Regions from separate parts of the Homo sapiens genome. Here region 1 is linked to region 2. Evidence: read pairs that join two places in POLR2A ChIA-PET (ENCODE). Cell type or tissue: MCF 10A. All regions are shown on one strand. Links, peaks and the distances in the headings refer to the core of each region. The heading gives the core; the rest is flanking DNA.

Region 1 (7,453 bases), core at 1,884-4,383, 830 kb after region 2:
CAGACTCTCTAAGTAAAAATTATGAAGTTATACCCAATTATAATGTTATTTTCTCTCATATCCAGCCATCCTTGAAATGACCAATTGGACAAGCAACCACAGCTGGACCTAAAGGAATTTTCTTAGATTTATGAGGGGGAGAAAACAGCCACTGAATTTTGGACAATGTTCAGTTTCAATATTTTAAAATGGGTCTGTAGAGAATTGTTTGGTACTTTCGGCTTCACTATTTTTTATGAAAACTAAAAGGGATATTACATTTCTATTTTATGTTATATGTTAATTAATTATCCTACTAATGCGCTAACTCATAGTGAGCAATTGTCTTTTACAAAATGAAATTAATTTACCTGAAAAGAAATCCCATGACATACTAATGAAATTTAAAAGCTAAGTTATATTATATTTAATCCTTAAATTACAACATACTCATAGGCTACCTAGCCAGAAACCCAACTAGAATTGTCAATTCTCCTAATATAAAAAACATTCAAAATTTTTAACTTTTTATGGGTCCATGGTAACTGTATTATTCAGAAGGAACAAGAGATATTTCAATACAGGCAACAATGCATAATAATCACACCCAGGTAAACGTGGTACCCATTACCTCAAGCATTTATCATTTCTTTGTGTTACAAATATTCCAATAATATTTTTTTAATTTAAAATGTACAATAAATTATTGTGACTATAATCACCCTGTTGTGCTATCAAATACTAGATTATATTTGTTCTATCTAATTATATTTTTGTACCCATTAACCATCCCCACTTCCCAGCCCCCTCACCCCACACTACCCTTCCCAGCCTCTGGTAACCATTTTTCTACTCTCTATCTCTATGAGTTCAATTGTTCTCATTTTTAGCTCCCACAAATGAGAACATGAGAAGTTTATCTTTCTATGCCTGGTTTATCTCACTTAACATAATGTCCTCCAGGTCCAGTCAAGTTGTTGCAATAACAGGATCTCATTCTTTTTTATGGCTGAATAGTACTCCATTGAGCATATGTACCACGTTTTCTTTATCAACCTGTCTGTTGATGTACACTTAGGTTGTTTCCACATCTTGGCTATTGTGAACACAATTGCAAAAAAAAAATGAGGGTGCAGATATCTCACTGATATACTGATTTCCATGATTTTGGGTATATATCTAGCAGTGGGACTGCTGGATCATACAGTAGTTCTATTATTAGCTTTTTGAGGAACCTCCATACTGTTCTCCATAGTGGCTGTACTAATTTACATTCCCAAGGACAGTGAACGAGGGGGTTCCCTTTTCTCCACATCCTCACTAGCATTCATTATTGCCTCTCTTTTGGATAAAAGCCATTTTAAGCGGGGTGAGTTGTACAACAAATTACTGTGACTGTAATAATTTACATTATTCATTCAACTGCAGTGAGAATCACATTCTCATTGCACAGTTTTGAGTCATTTCTCTGATGATCAATGATGTTGAGCCCCTTTTTACATACCTGTTTGCCATTATATGTTTTCTTATTTTTTTTTTTTGAGGTCACTCTGTTGCCCAGGCTGGAGTGCAGTGGCAGGAACATGGCTCACCTCAGCCTCCCAAGTAGCTGGGACTACAGACACATGCCATCACACCCAGCTAATTTATTTTTATTTTTTGTAGAGATGGGGTCTCCCTACGTTACCCAGGCTGGTCTTGAATTCCTAGGCTCAAGTAGTCCTCCCATCCCAGTCTCCCTAAGTGCTGGGATTAGAGGTGTGAGCCACCATGCCTAGCCTGTATGTCTTTTGAGATTTGTATGTCTATTCAGATCTTTTGCCCATTTTTTTTATCAGATTATTAGATTTTCTTTCCTATTGAGTTGTTTGAGCTCCTTATATATTCTGGTTATTAACCCTCTGTCAGATGGATAGTTTGCAAATATTTTCTCTCATTCCGTGGGCTGTCTCTTTACTTTGTTGATTGTTTCCTTTGCTGTGCAGAAGCTTTTTAATTTGATGTGATGTATGAAAAAAATTCAAATTTTAGAATAAAACTACAGATATATTTTAGCAGGTTACTAGTATCAAGATAATCTCAACAGATCCAAGACAAAAAAAAAGTGACCTTTAATGAAGAGGAAAAAGTGAGGGCCAAAATGTTTTCTTAATATATATAGTGTATTTCCATTCTAAGGAATATATCTTTATATACTTTAAGGTATTTTAAAATTCCTATGCAGAATCTTGGTTTTCTTATCATTCTTACATATTCTTACATCAAAAAGTATCATAATTTCCTTTAAAGCAAAATTAAATTAGTTGTCTTCAACCAGCCTTCATTTAAATTTTTAACTTGCACTATTGCCAAAACATACAGGCCAAGAGTTTGGAGAAAAAAATAAAGGCAAAGAAAGTGGGGAAAGGCACTGAGGCAATACGAAAACATTCAGAGAACAATGAGTACTGGGTGCAGCAAGAACAGAGGCACCCTCCCTTCTCTAAAGGAACTTAAATGTCGTATTGCATTGGAAACACTAATAAAGAGGCCAGAATATTATAACAAATTATAAAACACCAAGTTGTTCAACATAGGAAATGAGAAGAAAGAGACAGCCGTGAACTACAGACTAACGGTGGGAAGTCTCATGAAGGAGATGGCATTTAAGTCAGAGTCTGGAGTTGAGGTAGAATAACTTGAATAAACAGCAAAGTAGAAGATGGGCATTCTAAGCCAAGAGCAACAAACACAAGCCTTAAAATGGAACAAAGCATAGTATCTTAGCCAAGAGTAGAAAGGCCTGCTTAAAGGATTAAGTAATTAAAGGATTCTTAAAGGAGATGCTAACACACATTTTTTCACTGAATCATGGATTATTATCCATATTTTAATATTTAACATTACTATCCATATTTTATAGGGTAGTAAACTGAGACACGGAAAGCTGAGTATCTTGCCCAGGGCCACATAATTACTTTATGAAGAGAATGTAGCACTCCTTCCACTCCCCACCCTGACTCACCGCAGGGAGCATGAGGTTGGACAGACAGAGTCGGGCAAGGTTATGGAGAAGACTTAATCCATCCACAAGAGGTCCGAGTATGTTGATGAAGTGATGACAGTACTGTTTCAAGAACATCAACCCTGCCGCAGTGAACAGATCTTAATTGACAGTGCTGAGTCAAGAAAACCACTTCAGAAGCTGGTGAAGTAATCTTCGAGAAAAGTGGTGAAAGCTCAGATTAGGGCAGTTACAGTGGGGCTACACAGAAAGAAACGAATACATTAGCTATGACAAAGAGAAGGTGACAAAATTAGTGCCTTGGTGGATGTAGGAGATAAAGAAATGAAGTTTAAAGTGAAAGGAAGTGTCACTCAAAGAAAAACAGATGGCATGGTTTATCACAAAAGTTATCAAGCTGAACACCTTTTCCCCACCCTACTTTCCTCTCCAGCCATTTTCTCCTCCCTCACAAGCCATTTTCTAACTTCTCACCCTATCCTTTCATTCATTCCTATTTTGAAGGCATCCTGTGGGTTGGACAGTGGGTTAACCTATGAGAAACAGAGATCACAAAACAGTAATAGCAACAAAAATATATTCATTAAGTGCTTATTCTATGCATGCAAATCATTGTTCTAAACGCTTTATATTTATTAACTCATTTGACTCCTGCTACAACTCCACAGAGTATGAAAAATTATAATCCCTACTTTAGAGAGGAGGACATTGAGATGAAACCTCACAGTAAATGGGGGAGCCTGGATTGTAACCCCGGCAGTCTGACCCCAGAGCCCACCCACTTACCCTGCTACACTACCCTCAAAACTCAAAAGCCTTCAAGCAGTTTCCATATTTTTGTGGCTTCCATCACAGTACAGTCCCAGAAGTTTCAGAAAAATTGATATAGGAGTGTTTGTAGATTTTAAATCCCTGAATTTTAGAAGTTTACCAATGACAAGACATGAACTTTATCAATTGATATCTTAGTTGTCCAACAATTAGCTATCTGAGAAGAGGGTACCAAATCTATCAAATAATGATACAATTTTCCACTTTGTTTTGACTCTGTGGGTAGTAATCACAAAAGTATATTAAGCAATTTGCACAGTCACAGAACAGTAAAAAGAAAATGCCTGACTCTTAAACTTTGTGATAAACAACAGAAAATTCTAAATATTTAGATCAACCTTGCCATCTTGAGATATAACCTGCATTACCAGATTTGTCCTTCTGCAACTACCTAAACTATGCATTATATCTCAATTATATGTATTATATCTCAATCAGAAAAAGAAACTTGCAAATAGAATTTTCAGCTAGAAACTTCAAAAGCGGATTTTACTTGAAGCAAAATAAGGAAGAAATAAAAAGGATCCAAATCCCAACAGTGAGACAAGTCAAACTGATAACAAACTTGAATCCACAACATGCTTCTAGAGCTCCGGCCAAATTAACCCCATGCGAATAGCAACTATATCCGTCTTAACCACGACTCAAAGTTCAGAAGCAATTAAAGAAGAAATTGATAAACTGGACAACATGAAAATAAAATACCATAAGCAAAGTCATCAATTCCAATATTGGGTATGCATCATGAATTGCCCCACCACTACTCAATTAAAATTGTCCTCTGGAAGGATGCCAATGGTTCCAAATTACTTTCCTCAATCCATCTTTTCATTGACCTCTCGGATGATCACCTCACCCACGTTCTCTTCTCCCTTGGCTTCACTGATCCTCTTTCCCCCTTTCCCTGGTCCTAGATGTCCTTCTTTTCAGGATTATTCTCTAGCTCTACTTCTTCTTCCCAGCCCCTAAAGTGACTCCAAAAGTTCAGAATTAGACCTTCTGTACATTTCTCTCTAAATTCCTTCCCTTAGGGATCCTAACTACCCCCAAAATCTGCTATTCTGAATCTCTCTCCTTAACAGCAGTCCCATAATTGCTTAAAGACATGTTTACATGAATATCCTGGTATTACCTCAAATTCACGTCTTAAACCAAAACTCATCCTCAATCCCGAACTTTACTTCAATATTCTTTCATTGTGCACTCACACCACACACACACACACACACACACACACACATTCACTAGACTGTTAGACAACCTCTCTGTAATTCCTCGGAACCCTGAACATTGCTCAAATATAGCCCAGATTACCCTATATTATAATCTCTGATTCGTGGGTATGTTTGTTTGCCTCTCCAAGTAGATTGTAAACTCCTTGAAGGGTAGGAGCTGTATCTTGGTCACCTATGCCTTCCCCAGGCCATATTGCAGGTGCTCAATAAAACCTGCTGAAGGTATGAATAAATTAACATATACGGATGATCTACTCCAGCCAAACTGGTCACTCAGTGTCTCCACTTGCTTGGCATTTTCACAGTCCTGACTTCCCAGAAGTCTTCTCTCTGCTGTTGCACACATGAAAAGTCCTACTCATCCTTACAGGACTCAGCTTAAATTTCAACTGCACCATGAAACTTTGTCAATTGGCCCCATTCCAACATGACCCCTTGCTCATTAGTCTTAAGAATGCCAGTCTGGTGTCATGAAAACTAGCACCTTTGTAACTGTATCTCTTGATTCAAAACCAGGCTGTGTGTCATCACACAGACACTGCTGATATATAAATAAACAAATACATACATAATCTGGCAAATTTCTAAAACTTTTTAAGGTTTAGGTTTTTTAGCTATTAAACGAGATAATAATACCTATCTTAGAGAACCTAGGGCAGGATTAAAGAAAAGTAAACCATCTAGATCATAGAGATATTCCGGAAATGTTAACTCCTTCCCCCTACACATCCAAGCCCCACCATCATTTTCCATTTATATAGCATACAGTGCTTAAACTGATGGTATATGTCATGTCTCCTCAATTAGACTGTAACTACTGGCAAGATCCATAAGGACGGGAGGTGTATCTCATTCATTTTTCTATATTTTAAATACCTACCAATGCACTTTACATAGAGACACAATAAAAATTGAGCACAATGAAAATACAGTTACAGTGGATTATAGCAATCAAGTGTAAATGGTGCCAAGACTAGAATCATAAATGTTCATCCAATTTAGCTGTAGAATTATTATGTGGCATCTCTTAATTTTACTCATGCCAAAGGCTGATTTCAACAAATGACAGTGTGAATAAAGACAAATCAATTTCTACAGTATACAAGTTAATAAGTAATCTTTGGTAATAACAGTAAAGGTAGCTTAAATTAAATGTTATAGTATTAGAAGGCCCTCCATACCTGTATTTGTTCTTATGTACTTTTATGCAAAGATTCCCTTTCATATATTCTTTGGTTTAATATGATTGTAACAGAGCTCTCTTCATACCACTTGTTAATTAACTGAAAGGAGACTGGGATTTTTATATTTTCCACTGGGGGGAGAAATTATAGGCTAATACTAAAACAAAATTGGTAATACTAAGATCCAAAACTTGTGCTAATTACAGGTAAAATCAATCAAAATATCTTTTTAATTAAAATGTTTCTTTCCAAAAAGATTTCATTAATATCAAGGTTTCAACATGTTCTCTGAAGTTATTGGAGTTTTTTCTTTTCCTATCCTGATTTATCATAGCCTTCTTTAACTGTAGGTTATCTTCATCAAGAATCAATTCCCATGGTTGGGTTTCAGTTTTTCTTTTAACTACTGCCCCATTTGCATGTGCTAACAAGTTGGAAGAGTTGCAATCTGCTGGGTAGTAACCTCCACTTTAACAATCAACATTTGATTAATGCTCCCAACCACACTCCCTTCCCTACAGAAACTATTTCTGTAGTTTTCATAAACCAAAATGTGCAGCAATAAACTTAATTTGAAAAAACAATTACTAAAGGTAGAGTGTGTGCCAAATCATTACCCTTTGAATATTTTCATGATTCTAAGTTCTTTTTGTTTTGCTCTTTTTCCCCATTTGGAGAAGTTTACGGTGAGAATTAGAGTCATTCATCTCCATTAGACCAAATCCACTGGAGCAGATAATATATATACACATTGGTAAAGTGGAAAAGAACCAAGGAGTTAAAAGACCAAGCTTCTAATTGCAGTTCAACCACCTGTTACATATCTTCAGGAAAAAATCACAACCTCTCAACTTCAACTTCCTCTTCTATAAATTAGAAATAACAATAACCACACCTGTAACCCCAGCACTTTGGGAGGCCAAGGCAGGCAGATCAAGAGGTCAGGAGATTGAGACCATCCTGGCTAACATGATGAAACCCTGTCTCTACCAAAAAGACAAAAAATTAGCCAGGTATGGTGGCACACACCTGTAGCCCCAGCTACTCGGGAGGCTGAGGCAGGAGAATGGCGTGAACCCGGGAGGTGGAGCTTGCAGTGAGCCGAGATGGCGCCACTGCACTCCAGCCTGGGCGACAGAGCAAGCCTCCGTCTAAAAAAAAAAAAAGAAAGAAAGAAAGAAAGAAAGAAAAGAAATAATAATAACCACCATTCCTATCTC
Region 2 (10,500 bases), core at 3,389-5,888:
AATGAATAGATGAAGGGAAGGGCAGGTGGTCAGAGCTTTGGGTTGAGGGTGTGGGGGTGCAGGGCTGTGGTGCTCAGGAGCTGGTGGGAGGAATGGGGCCAGGGGCAGGGGCCGGTCTAGTCACCTGTTTGGAGGTCTGGTTCTTCACTCACTCTGGCTACTGCCCAAGTTGACTCAGGGAGTCTGTGTTCATTTGCATACCTTTGCATGTGGTTAGCATATCTCTCTGGTGCAGTACGAGGCGCAGGCTGGATTGTGGAGCGGAGAAGGTGGACAGGACAGCGGGTTGGGGGCGTTGGGGGCTTTAGGGCTGCAGATATGTTTCTTGGAGCAGGTCTGGAGTTTGAGCACCCATCCTCTTTGGGTGAGGAGAGAGGCCTGCTGGATCCTCCTGGCTCTGGGTACCTGCTGGGGCTGGGCAGTTCCCACCTCCCTGCCTTCGCTCCTCAGTGGCCCTTTCCTGGAATGCCCTTTCCCCTGTGTCCCTGTGACAACCTTGTGATCTGGGTGCTGTGATCTGGGTGCTGGTTACACAGTTGGGTTCAGTCTGTGAAAATTCACTGAGTTGTACAGCAATTATATGTGCATTTTTCTGCATAAAAAATGGAAAAAGACCAGAACTAACTTCCAGGAAGAGTCCCATGCCTATTCCACAGCTGGGAGCCCTCCCCAGGGTGCCTCTCTTCCCCCTGCCCACCGTCTGCGGTGAAGGCCCTGGTCAATTTCAACTCGACTGAGTTTTATTTATTCACTCTCCTCTCCCCCTGGACTGTGAGCCACCCGGGGCAGAACCAGGTCCTGTTCATTCTTGTGTCACGTCCTATTAATTCTTGTGTCCCCCTGACATGGGACCTGGCACAGGGCAGGTGCTGAACCCATGGGTTCGACCTCACCATCTCTGGGGTGCTCCAGGAGGCCTGGGGCACTGACCACCTGGAGGGGGCATTTCTCCTTACTACCGCCACCCCCAAGCACACAAAAGGCCAGCATTACAATGCCCCTGCTGTGGCCCAGGGCTAGAAGTGGGACTCAAGGGTCCCTGGGTGGGAGTGGGTGTGGGGCACGGCCACCGTGTGGTCCTCAGTGCCCTGCCCTCCCCTGGTTCTCTCTAGCCCGGGTGGCACCTCCTCTTGTCTGTGGTTCATCCCCGGCCTTGAGGCCATCTGGGTCCCTGCTGAGTTCCTCTTCAGGCTTGGGGAGGGGGAGGCAGAGGCCTGGCTTCTCTGGACTGGGCCTGCATGCTGAGTGGCTCTGGGCCTGCCTGGCCTGGCCCTGCCTCATCCCTGCCAGCCCCTCCCTGCCCTGCAAGTTGGGGCCTCCCTGCCACCTGAGTTACAGAGACCTGTAAGCGGGCACACAGCCCCCTCCCCACTGTCTAGAACTTGGCAGAGGAGGACTCTGGGCAATGGCCTGCCTCTCTGGCCTCAATTTCCCTTTTCTGTAAAATGGGGAAAACAATTCAGGCAGCTGCCAGGTCAGATCAGTCAGAGGGTATGGGAGACCTCGGCACCCAGGCGTGTGCAGAGCAAAAGCCTGCTGGGTGTGTGTGGGGTTCGTGAGGGCGCTCTTCAGCTGGGCTGGGGTCTGCACGGTGGAGCAGGTGAGGGGGTGGGAACCTTGTTGGGGAGAGCACAGGAAAGTCAGGGCCTGAGTTTCGGCCCAACTTGATCCTAACTGGCTGCAAGCCCATCCCTCCTGGGCCTCACTTTACTTTTTTGTAAAGGGGGTCCTGAGTGAGATTGTCCTTCAGCCCACATGAGCTCCAAGGCTGGCTGAATGCCTTGCTTTCTTTGGCCTGCACAGGGTGTTATTTTGGAATTAGTTTCCAAATATGAAGCATCAGGAGGCTTCCCATACAAATCCAGAGTTCTAGCTTCCTGGGTGCAAAGCGAGAAGATCCGGCCTCCTGGGATTCCCTGTTTGCAGGCGGCAAGTGGCACAGTAGCGGGGGAAGGGGCCCTCGGTTCTCCCTGCCCCAGGGCCGACCCTCCTGCTGCCCTGCCTAGGACCCTCAGCTGCTGGCCACCCAGCCCCACACCCAGTCCTCTGGTGGCTGGTGCACCTGTGTGGGCAGGCCTCTTCTGTTTTGCCACCTTGCAGCTTCGGAGGGCAGGTCTGGATCAGACTGGCATTAGCTCATGCGCTTATCCAAAGCACACAAAGCAGAGATCTAGGTCTCAGCATTTCCTGGGGGTGTCCGGAGCCGTGGTCAGGGCCCAGAGACCGTGTCTGTGTGTGGGGTGCTGAGTCGCTCCTGCTGGGGTTCAGTCCTTTCCTTCGCCCTTCACTGGCCCCCATTCCATGTCTCAGCCTGGTCGCAAGGCCCTCAGAGACTGGACCCTGCTGTCTCTCTCTCTCTCTCTCTCTGTCTTTTTTTGAGTAAGCAGAGGGGTGTTTATTGACCTTGAGACAGGGGAGCTCTCGCCCTGTGTGGGAGGCCTGAGGGGCTCCAGAGCCCTGGGTTTCTTCCTTGCTTGAACAGAGGTGGTCCGGAGTGGTGCGTTGTGTGGCCCTGGCTCCGTGTTAAGTTAATGGCTGGGTAGGACGGAACCCTGGACTCCTGCCCCTGGCCTGTGTTCTTCCTGTGGTTCCAGGTTCAGAACAGCAAATGGCAAGGCCCCTGGCTCTGAGGCCGGGTGGTTTAAGGAGGTGGCGATGTAGGGAATGTGGGTTTGAAGGCCCTGGGCCCAGGTAACAGGATGAGTCCAAGCAGGGATTCCAAGTCTGCCGCAGGGACCCGCCCGGTGCCAGAGTCCCCTGACAGGGAAGCCCCCGCCTCTGCCCCACCACATCCTTCCCCTGAACGCGCGGCTGCAAAACCACACTGGAATTCCCGAGGGTCAGTGCCGAAGTGGTCCCAAACTGAGGAGGACACTATGCATGGGGACAGAGGAGGGGGCCATGGGGTAAGGGGGACAGGAAAGGCCATCACAGCAGGGCCCAGAGGGGAACTGACCCAGGCTGAGCAGGAGTCCCAAGGAAGGGCCCAGGTGCTGCCTGCCACCAGGACCCCCGCATTACAGAGGCCTCTCTTGCAACAAGAAAGCTTGGAACTCATAGAGGTGTCCAGAACCTCCACATTCCAAATGATGGTATCATTCTTGGGGCAGGAGGGAAAGGAGGCAGAGCCTGTTCCCCACTCTCACTTTCCCAGATGCCACAGGGACCCAGACTCCCTGTGTCTCTCATATCCCGAGACGCAGACCCTGTCAGGGAAGGGGCATGTGGCAGCGGGGCAGGCATGCCTGTGCCAGGCTGGGGCCACCAAGCACTGGTGGCAGCATAGACCTTGGGGTCTCTCTGTGCACAGCAGGGCCACCAGCAGGGCCAGGGCAAAGGTCTTCATGGTGTGGGAACTGCTCATTCTCGCTCTCTCTGGCCGGGCTGCAAGGCAAGTGGTCCCTTCCCCTGCCCCGCCATCTTTTGGCCTCACCTTCCTCCCTCCCCATGGAAGGCCCACACTCCTGTGTTCCTTGTGGCACTGCCTGGTCACAATCTCAAGTCCTCTTCCTTTCTTCCCTACCTGCACCCCCCACCCCCTAATTCAAGCCTCGGCGTCTCCACCCTCCCCAAGCCATCCCTGCCCCATCAACGAGGGCCAGCTCTATGCCCCTGATGACCTGCCAGCCTCCTGAGCCAGGCTGTGCACTCTCTGACTGCCAGGCCAGCCTCTGTCCTGCTTCCCCTACTTCCTGCTCAGAGCCGGTCATGCTGAGGCTGCGATGGAGACCTGGGAGCAGGAGGCAGCAGGGGATTCCTTGGGCTGTGGCTCTCATCATTGCTGAGAGAGGGAGAAAGGGCCCGGCCATTCCTGACCACAGCCCTGGGCTCCTGCACTCAGCCGGGCACTCACTGCATGCCAGCCTCAGACAGGGCAGTAGGGCCGCCTGGATGTGTACTGAGCCCTTCCAGCCAGGGCTTCAAGGCCGGGTCACAACTCCCGGCTCAGTGCCCAACTCCTCAACCCCTCAGCATCCACCTGCCCAGCTCATGACAGGGAGGACAAAACAAAGGAGGCCCCTGTGGGACTACACAGGCCAGCTCCTGACACTATATAGGTGGGGAAACTGGGGCCCAGAGAGGGGCGGTGACTTGTCCAAATTCATGGGCCCAGAGCTGGGCTCCTAGGCCTCTCTCCCGGGCGGCCTGAGTTAGGCCGTGGTGCCGTCAGTCCCGGAAGGTTGGGACACCCACGGCAGTACCTGACTTGCCGGGGCCCAGCCTCCAGCCCACAGCCCTGCTTTGAGCAGCAAGGGAGGCTGCCCCGCCCCCAGCGTCTCCTCCTGCCTGACTGAGTTTCCCAGAGCCAGCAGAAAGGCAGGGCCGATGCAGGTCTGAATCCGCCCAGGGATCTGGCAGTCCCAGCTGGCTTGCCCTGCCCTCGAGCCCTGGGAGCGGGAAGTGAGCCTCCCCACCTCAAATCCTCCACCTTCCCTGCCACCCACACCTTCAGCCCGGGGCCCAAACATGGCAGGGAGCCAGGCCCCTCACCTCCCTCCTTGGTAACCGAGGCAAACACCCAACACTGGAGACTGTTTGTCCTGCCAACGCTGCACCCCAACCTGAGCCCAGACGCCCTGCCGCAGTTGGGAGAAGCCTGGCTGGGGGAGGGGACGTGGCAGGGGCAGCCAGAACCTGTGGGCTTGGGGACCCTTCCCCTCCACTCCAGTTCCCCAGGAGCTTCTGAGTGAGCACAGGGCAGCGGGGCTGTTGTCTCAGCACCTTTGACTGTGAGGCCCCCAACCTCAGCCTCTGCTCCACCCCTAAGACTGTGCGCCCGGAAGGTGGAGAAGGGCTGGCTGGGGTGAGAGGGTCTGTGCTTGAACTACAGCAGAGAAAGAGAGCAGAGGGAGAAAGTTCTCTCTGGCCAGCCCAGCTGTGGGAGGGCTCAGGGAGGGAGGCCAGTGGGCCCTTTCTTTGCAGGCAGGGAGGGATGGGAGATTCTACCAGCGCCAGACCTGGGGGGCTCTGCCTCCTGATCCCCAGGGTCTGGGTGGGCACCGTGAGGCACTCCAGCGTCGCGTTTGGGGGCTGGCTGGGTGGGCAAGGAGGTGGATGTCAGGGCCTGGGGAGGCTGGGGTAAGGTGGCGCCAGGAGGGGACGGGCAGTTTTTCTGGCCTTCACTGGCCTGTGGTTTCCGCAGTGCAGGGCATGGGACTGTGGGGCGATGGAGCAAGGAGGATGGAGTTTCTGTCCCTGGGAAGCCTCTTGTCTGAGGGGAGACATGCCCCGAGCCTTCAGGGACCGCCTAGTCGGAGGGGGAGACACAGCCCTTGTCCTGGGGAGTTTGGAATAACCGTATTGGGGCCAGGGACAGAGGATGATGGAGTCACCCTGCTCTGCATGGAGCACGGGACCACCCGGCCTCACGGGGCTGGGCAGACGCTTCTGTTTCTTCTGCATGGAGCACGGGATCACCTGGCCTCATGGGGTTAGGCAGACGCTTCTGTTTCTTAGGAAGAGGTCTGTTTGCTTCTCAAATGCTTCCCGGGAACCTCCTCCACCACTGCAGCCCTGCACTGTGGGCAGGAATGTCACTAGCCCCCTTTTACGGATGAGGAAACTGAGGCTCAGGCATCTGGGAAAATGTGCTGTGGGCAGCCCCCCCGGACAGAGCTGTGCTGGCACCCTCCAGACAGTGCAGGAGAAGGGCAGGTCCCACAGAGTCCCTGCTGTTCCCCCAAGTCCTGAGGCCAGGGGGTGCTGTCTCTACTCTCAGTCCCCTGCCAGGACCTGTCCCCTGGTTCAATCCCAGGCAGGCCAGCGGGGAGGGTGGGGTGGGAGACTTGGTTCTGCTGAGGCTGCAGCTTCCCTGGCCCACCTAGGCTGAGTCAGGGCTGGGCAGGAGCCGAGGGCAGCAGCTTTCCCAGGGCCAGCCCGGGCGGCGTCCGCATTCCTCACTTGCAGGGTGCGTCTGGGCTTGGCTGAGCCAGGTGTGCTGTGCCCCACCCAGGCCCCCGCCTGCAGCTGAGCCAGCTCAGCGCTGGGGCCTTGTAAGGAAGCTTCTGGCAGCCACCAGGAACGGGGTGTGGGAACTGCTTGGCTTGCATGTCCTTGCTGGGTGGGGTGCAGGCTGGGGGAGATCAGCCTGCTAGAGCCCAAGCTCCCACAGTGGCCAGGGCAATTGGGGTGCCCACTCCTCACCCCCTCCTCACACTCTGCTCTTGCCTCTGCAGTTGGAGAGCTGGAGGCCGAGGCCCCAGGCAGTCTGTGGTTTGGAGCTTTGGTCTTGGTCATTGCTCAGTAGATGCTGGGGGCAGAATGAAGGATGTTCTGAGAGCTGAGGTGGTGGTGAGGGCCCCGCAGTGGCCAGGAAGCAGCAGAGGGACACGTTCTGTTTGCTGCCTCCAGCCTCTAAGGGATGCCTTTGTCCTAAGCAGCTTGGAGCTCTGTGCCAGATGGGGCCCTGGAGTAGAGGCTGTGAGTGCGGACTTGTGCCCATGGGGTGCCCATCTCTGGGGACTGCTGCTGACACCTTGCCACTTGGCCCTGTGTCCCCCACACCCCAGCTGGGCTGTCTGCACTGGCACCTGGGTCTGGAAGGGGTCTATATGGGGTTGGCCAAGGTCAGTCCTCACCACTTACTGCAGTGAAATTCTTCCCACAATCCACTTCCTCTCTTTGGGCCTCTGTTTTCTTTCCTGGAAAGTGGGGGTAGGAACTCCCTTTCCCAATGTCCCTGGGCGCTTTTTGTTTTTCACTTAATTAAAATTTTTTTTTGTTATTTTTGAGATAGGGCCTCACTCTGTCGCCCAGGTTGGAGTGCAGTGACGCCATCACAGCTCGTGCAGGCTTGATCTCCTGGGCTCAAGCGGTTCTCCCACCCCAGCCTCCTGAGTAGCTGGGATCACAGGTGCACACCACCAAGCCTAGCTGAATGTCCCTGGGTTCTTGGTGGATGGAATGTGACCATGAGACTGAGGATGTGTGTTGGGAGCTGAGATGAGCTGTGCTGGGACCTGCATCTTCTCCACCACAGGACCCCCCAACTTAGCGCTGTAGCTTCTCCATCACTGTCTGTGAGTCTGGCAGGGCCCCTGGATGGTGATTGGGGAAGGAAACTTCAAGTTTGGGATTTGGGGACCTTGCTCACTGTTTAGCCTCTTCCTGGAGGGCTACTGGTAGAGCCAGCATTTCAATCACACCAACAACCACCCATGGGGGACCTCCTTGCCTCCCTGTTGCCCAGTTCTGAGGCCTCAGCATTTCTGAGCACAGCCCAGGGCTGGTCCCCTCTGTCATGCCTCGCAGCAGGTAGGGCCAAGCTGTTTCCTGGGAACCTGTGATGGGCCCAGGGTGGGCCCAGGGTGGCTTGGTCTGCAGAAATCACTTCCCAAGCCTTGGTGGGAACCAGCAGTTCCTGGCCCTGGGCCCAGGGTGGGCGTGGGAATTCTGTCCTGCAGGGAGGACAGGAAGGGTGACAGCAGGGCTGTGGGAGCAGAGGCTGAGGGATGGGGTGGGACACTGGTCCTGGGCATCTAGCGTAGCCTCCACGGTGAGGGCGGCAGGCTGAGCTCCAGGCAGCTGGGTTGGGGGGCAGGGACCAGAGCAGGTGCAGCCCCCTGGCCCCACCTAGCCCCTTGCAGAGCAGTGGTGGGCAAGCCTGGCTGAGGTGTCCCAGGCTGGGGCAGAGACCCCTTGGCTCCTCTTTCTGGGGGCAGCTCCTCACTTCCCCAGCTTTCTTTGGCTGAGCCCTGGGGCTGGCTCTGGGGTGCCCCATTCCAGGGGCTCTCTGGGGACCTTGGCTGCTTTCCCTGCTTCTCTGTCCAGGGCCTTGTGGCAAGAGGATAGAACTTTGTCCTGGCTGGGTGCTGCCTGCAGTGGAAGGAAGTGCCTCAGCTCCTGAAAACCCTGCTCTGTGTCTGTGTCCTGTGGTTGAGGATGGCTTTGTGTGTGTGTATGTGCATGTGTGTTGATGGCGTGTGTGTGTGCATGTGTGCAGACATGTGTTGCTGGGATGTGAGTGTGTGTTCATGTGTGTTGGTGGGGTTCATGTGTGTGTGCATGCATGTGTGTTGGGGTGTGTGTGCAGTGTGTGTGTATGTGTGTGTATGTGTGTGCATGCGTGTGTGTTGGTGGGGTGTGTGTATGTGTGTGCATGTGTGTTGGTAGGGTGTGTGTCTGTGTATGTGTGTGCATGTGTGTTGGTTGGTGGTAGTGTGTGTGCATGCGTGTGTTGGTGGTGTGTGTGTGTGTTGGTAGGGTGTGTGTTTGTGTGTGTGCATGTGTGTTGGTTGGTGGTAGTGTGTGTGCATGCATGCGTGTGTGTGTGTTGGTGGGGTGTGTGTGTGCATGTGTGTTGGTGGGGGAGGCACTTGTTTCTGTGGGGTGGTCTTCTGGACATTCGCACTGGCGTCCCTGTAGTTAGAGTCTGAACCCTGAAGGATTCTGGGAGCTGGCACTGGGAGCTGGGCCCAGGGCAGCCTGGGACCTAGTGGGAACAGGCGAGAACAGGCTGGTACTGGCTGGCGGGAGCGGCAGCAGCTGGAATGTGTGGGCTGCCCCACCCTCCCTCACCCAGGAATGGGCCCTCGTCGCGGAGCCAGGACCCAGCCCCTTCGCCCAGCTGTCCCAGCTCTGCCCCACCAGGCCTCCTGAGCCCCCGTTCCCTCCTGTGGGGCTCCCCCACTGCCCTCGCTCCTGGCTGGGCTGGAGCCAGCGGGCCAGCTGGGGCGGGCTGTCTGGGAGGAGCTGGCACTGCTTCTTCAGGATCCCAGGTCTTGGGGCCGTGTGTTTCCAGGTCTGCACAGACCGACCCTCTGTCACTTACAGGGGCCTCGTTGTGATGAATCAGGGAAGAACGTGGCTGTACCTGTGGGGGGTTTCCCTGGACCAGTGGTGGGCTCCTGGGCCTGCTCTGCTCCTGGAATGGAGGCTGAGGACCACCTGCCCTCCTGCAGGTTTTGGGTACAAGCTGTGTGCCTCTGCAGAGCAGCTGTGTCCTCTCCTGTCCTGTGCAGTTAATCAGGGCTCCCTGTGGCTTTCAGGAGCAAGGCCCCGCTCCCTCGTGTGGCACGCAGGGCCTCTCCCAGGTGGGCCTCTCCCAGGTGGGCCCCTGCTCACCTTGCCAGGCCCAGCCCCCACCCCCTGCCTTTCCAGCCAGCTCCCCTGGCCTGGGACATCTCATGCTTCCCTGAGGGTGCCCCCTGCCATGGCATGTGCCCATCACCCTGCCTGGAAGGCCGGCATCTCCTGTGTCTCCTGCTGTGCTGGACCTGCTCAGATCCTTTCCCCACCTGTCCTGCCTTGAGGCTGGGTCAGGGACCCCTCATGGGCACTCCCACAGGCCAGCCTGCACAGGTCTCCACGGTGTCTCGTGAGGTCCAGGAGCTCCCCAAGATCAGGGCCTGCTGTGTGTCCCCTGTCATGTCCCCAGGTCAGGCTCTCCCACGTATGGGCTGGGGAGTGAGAGGATGAGCTAGTGAGTGGGTACAGGAAGCCCGGGGAGTTCCTCTGAGGCCCAGTCCTGGCCCCGATTCTGCTTCCTCCAGTCCAGGAGGAATATCCCTCTACCTTGGGACTGGGGTCTCCTGGGAACATTCTAGAAATCTCTCTTGCAATCAGGGAGGATACAAGCCCCTCCTCTTTCCTGATGAGGATGTAAGATTAACAGGCCAGAGTGGCAATGGCGTCTTTGTGTGAGTGTGTAAGGTGTGTACCCGTGAGAGGTTGTGTGAATGTGAAAGTTTGCGCGTGTGTCCATGAGTGGGTGACAGTGTGGACATGAGTCTATGAGTGTGAGTGTGAGTATGGGGAAGTTTGTGAGTATGGGGAAGTTTGTGAGCATGTGCTGGTGTGTGTGAGTCTGGGAATGTCAGTGTATGTGTGTGAATGTACATGTGAGCGGCACGTGAATGGGTATGAGTCTTTGAGTGTGTGTCAGCCTGTGAGCATGTGCCTGTGTGTGAATCTGGGAGTGTGAGTGTGTGTATGAGCTGTGTGTGAACGTGTGTGTGAGTCTTTGTGTGTGCATGTGTCTGAGAGTGTCAATGTGTGTGTGAATGTGTGTATATGAGTCTTTGAGTGTGTATCTGTGAGCATGCGCCTGTGTGTGAATCTGGGAGTGTGTGTGTGAGCTGTGTGTGAACGTGTGTGTGTGAGTCTTTGTGTGTGCGCATGTCTGAGAGTGTCAATGTGTGTGTGTGGATGTGCCTGTGAGCTATGTGTGAATGTGTATATAGGAGTCTTTGAGTGTGTGTGTATCGATCTGTGAGCATGCGCCTGTGTGTGAATCTGGGAGTGTGAGTGTGCATGTGAACTGTGTGTGAATGTGTGTATATGAGTCTTTGAGTGTGTGTCAGCCTGTGAGCATGTGCCTGTGTGTGAATTTGAGAGTGTAAATGTTCGTATGAGCTGTGTGTGAATGTACGTGTATCAGTCTGTGTGTGTCTGAGAGTCTCAATGTGTGTGTGTATGTGCATGTGAGCTATGTGTGAACGTGTGTGTATGAGTCTTTGAGCATGTGTGTGTCAACCTGTGAGCATGCACCTGTGTATGAAT

What was found. ChIA-PET counts read pairs that join two places held together with the same protein. Peaks named below come from ENCODE experiments on the same cell type or tissue, not always from the same donor. Only the 100,000 strongest peaks of a DNase experiment are listed, where the experiment ranks them.
Region 1: POLR2A ChIA-PET joins it to region 2 with 6 read pairs; 11 of 35 experiments call an interaction of 5 or more read pairs at or near these places.

Annotation. Positions count from the first base shown.
Region 1 is chr17:40,823,827-40,831,279 of GRCh38, reverse strand. All of the region lies in intron 1 of KRT10-AS1 (KRT10 antisense RNA 1), which reads right to left. Among named protein-coding and RNA genes, the nearest start is that of KRT10, 4.9 kb to the right of the region's middle. RefSeq lists a silencer at 2,942-3,171 and an enhancer at 2,915-4,114. In MCF 10A, for the core only: no CTCF peak of the experiment used is centred there; DNase peaks (open chromatin) are centred at 2,569 and 3,059.
Region 2 is chr17:41,649,710-41,660,209 of GRCh38, reverse strand. It overlaps LOC124904004 (a long non-coding RNA gene), which reads left to right and starts at 5,076. Exons shown (of 2, transcript XR_007065756.1): 1 at 5,076-7,019. RefSeq lists enhancers at 5,265-5,961, 5,962-6,660. In MCF 10A, for the core only: no CTCF peak of the experiment used is centred there; a DNase peak (open chromatin) is centred at 4,389.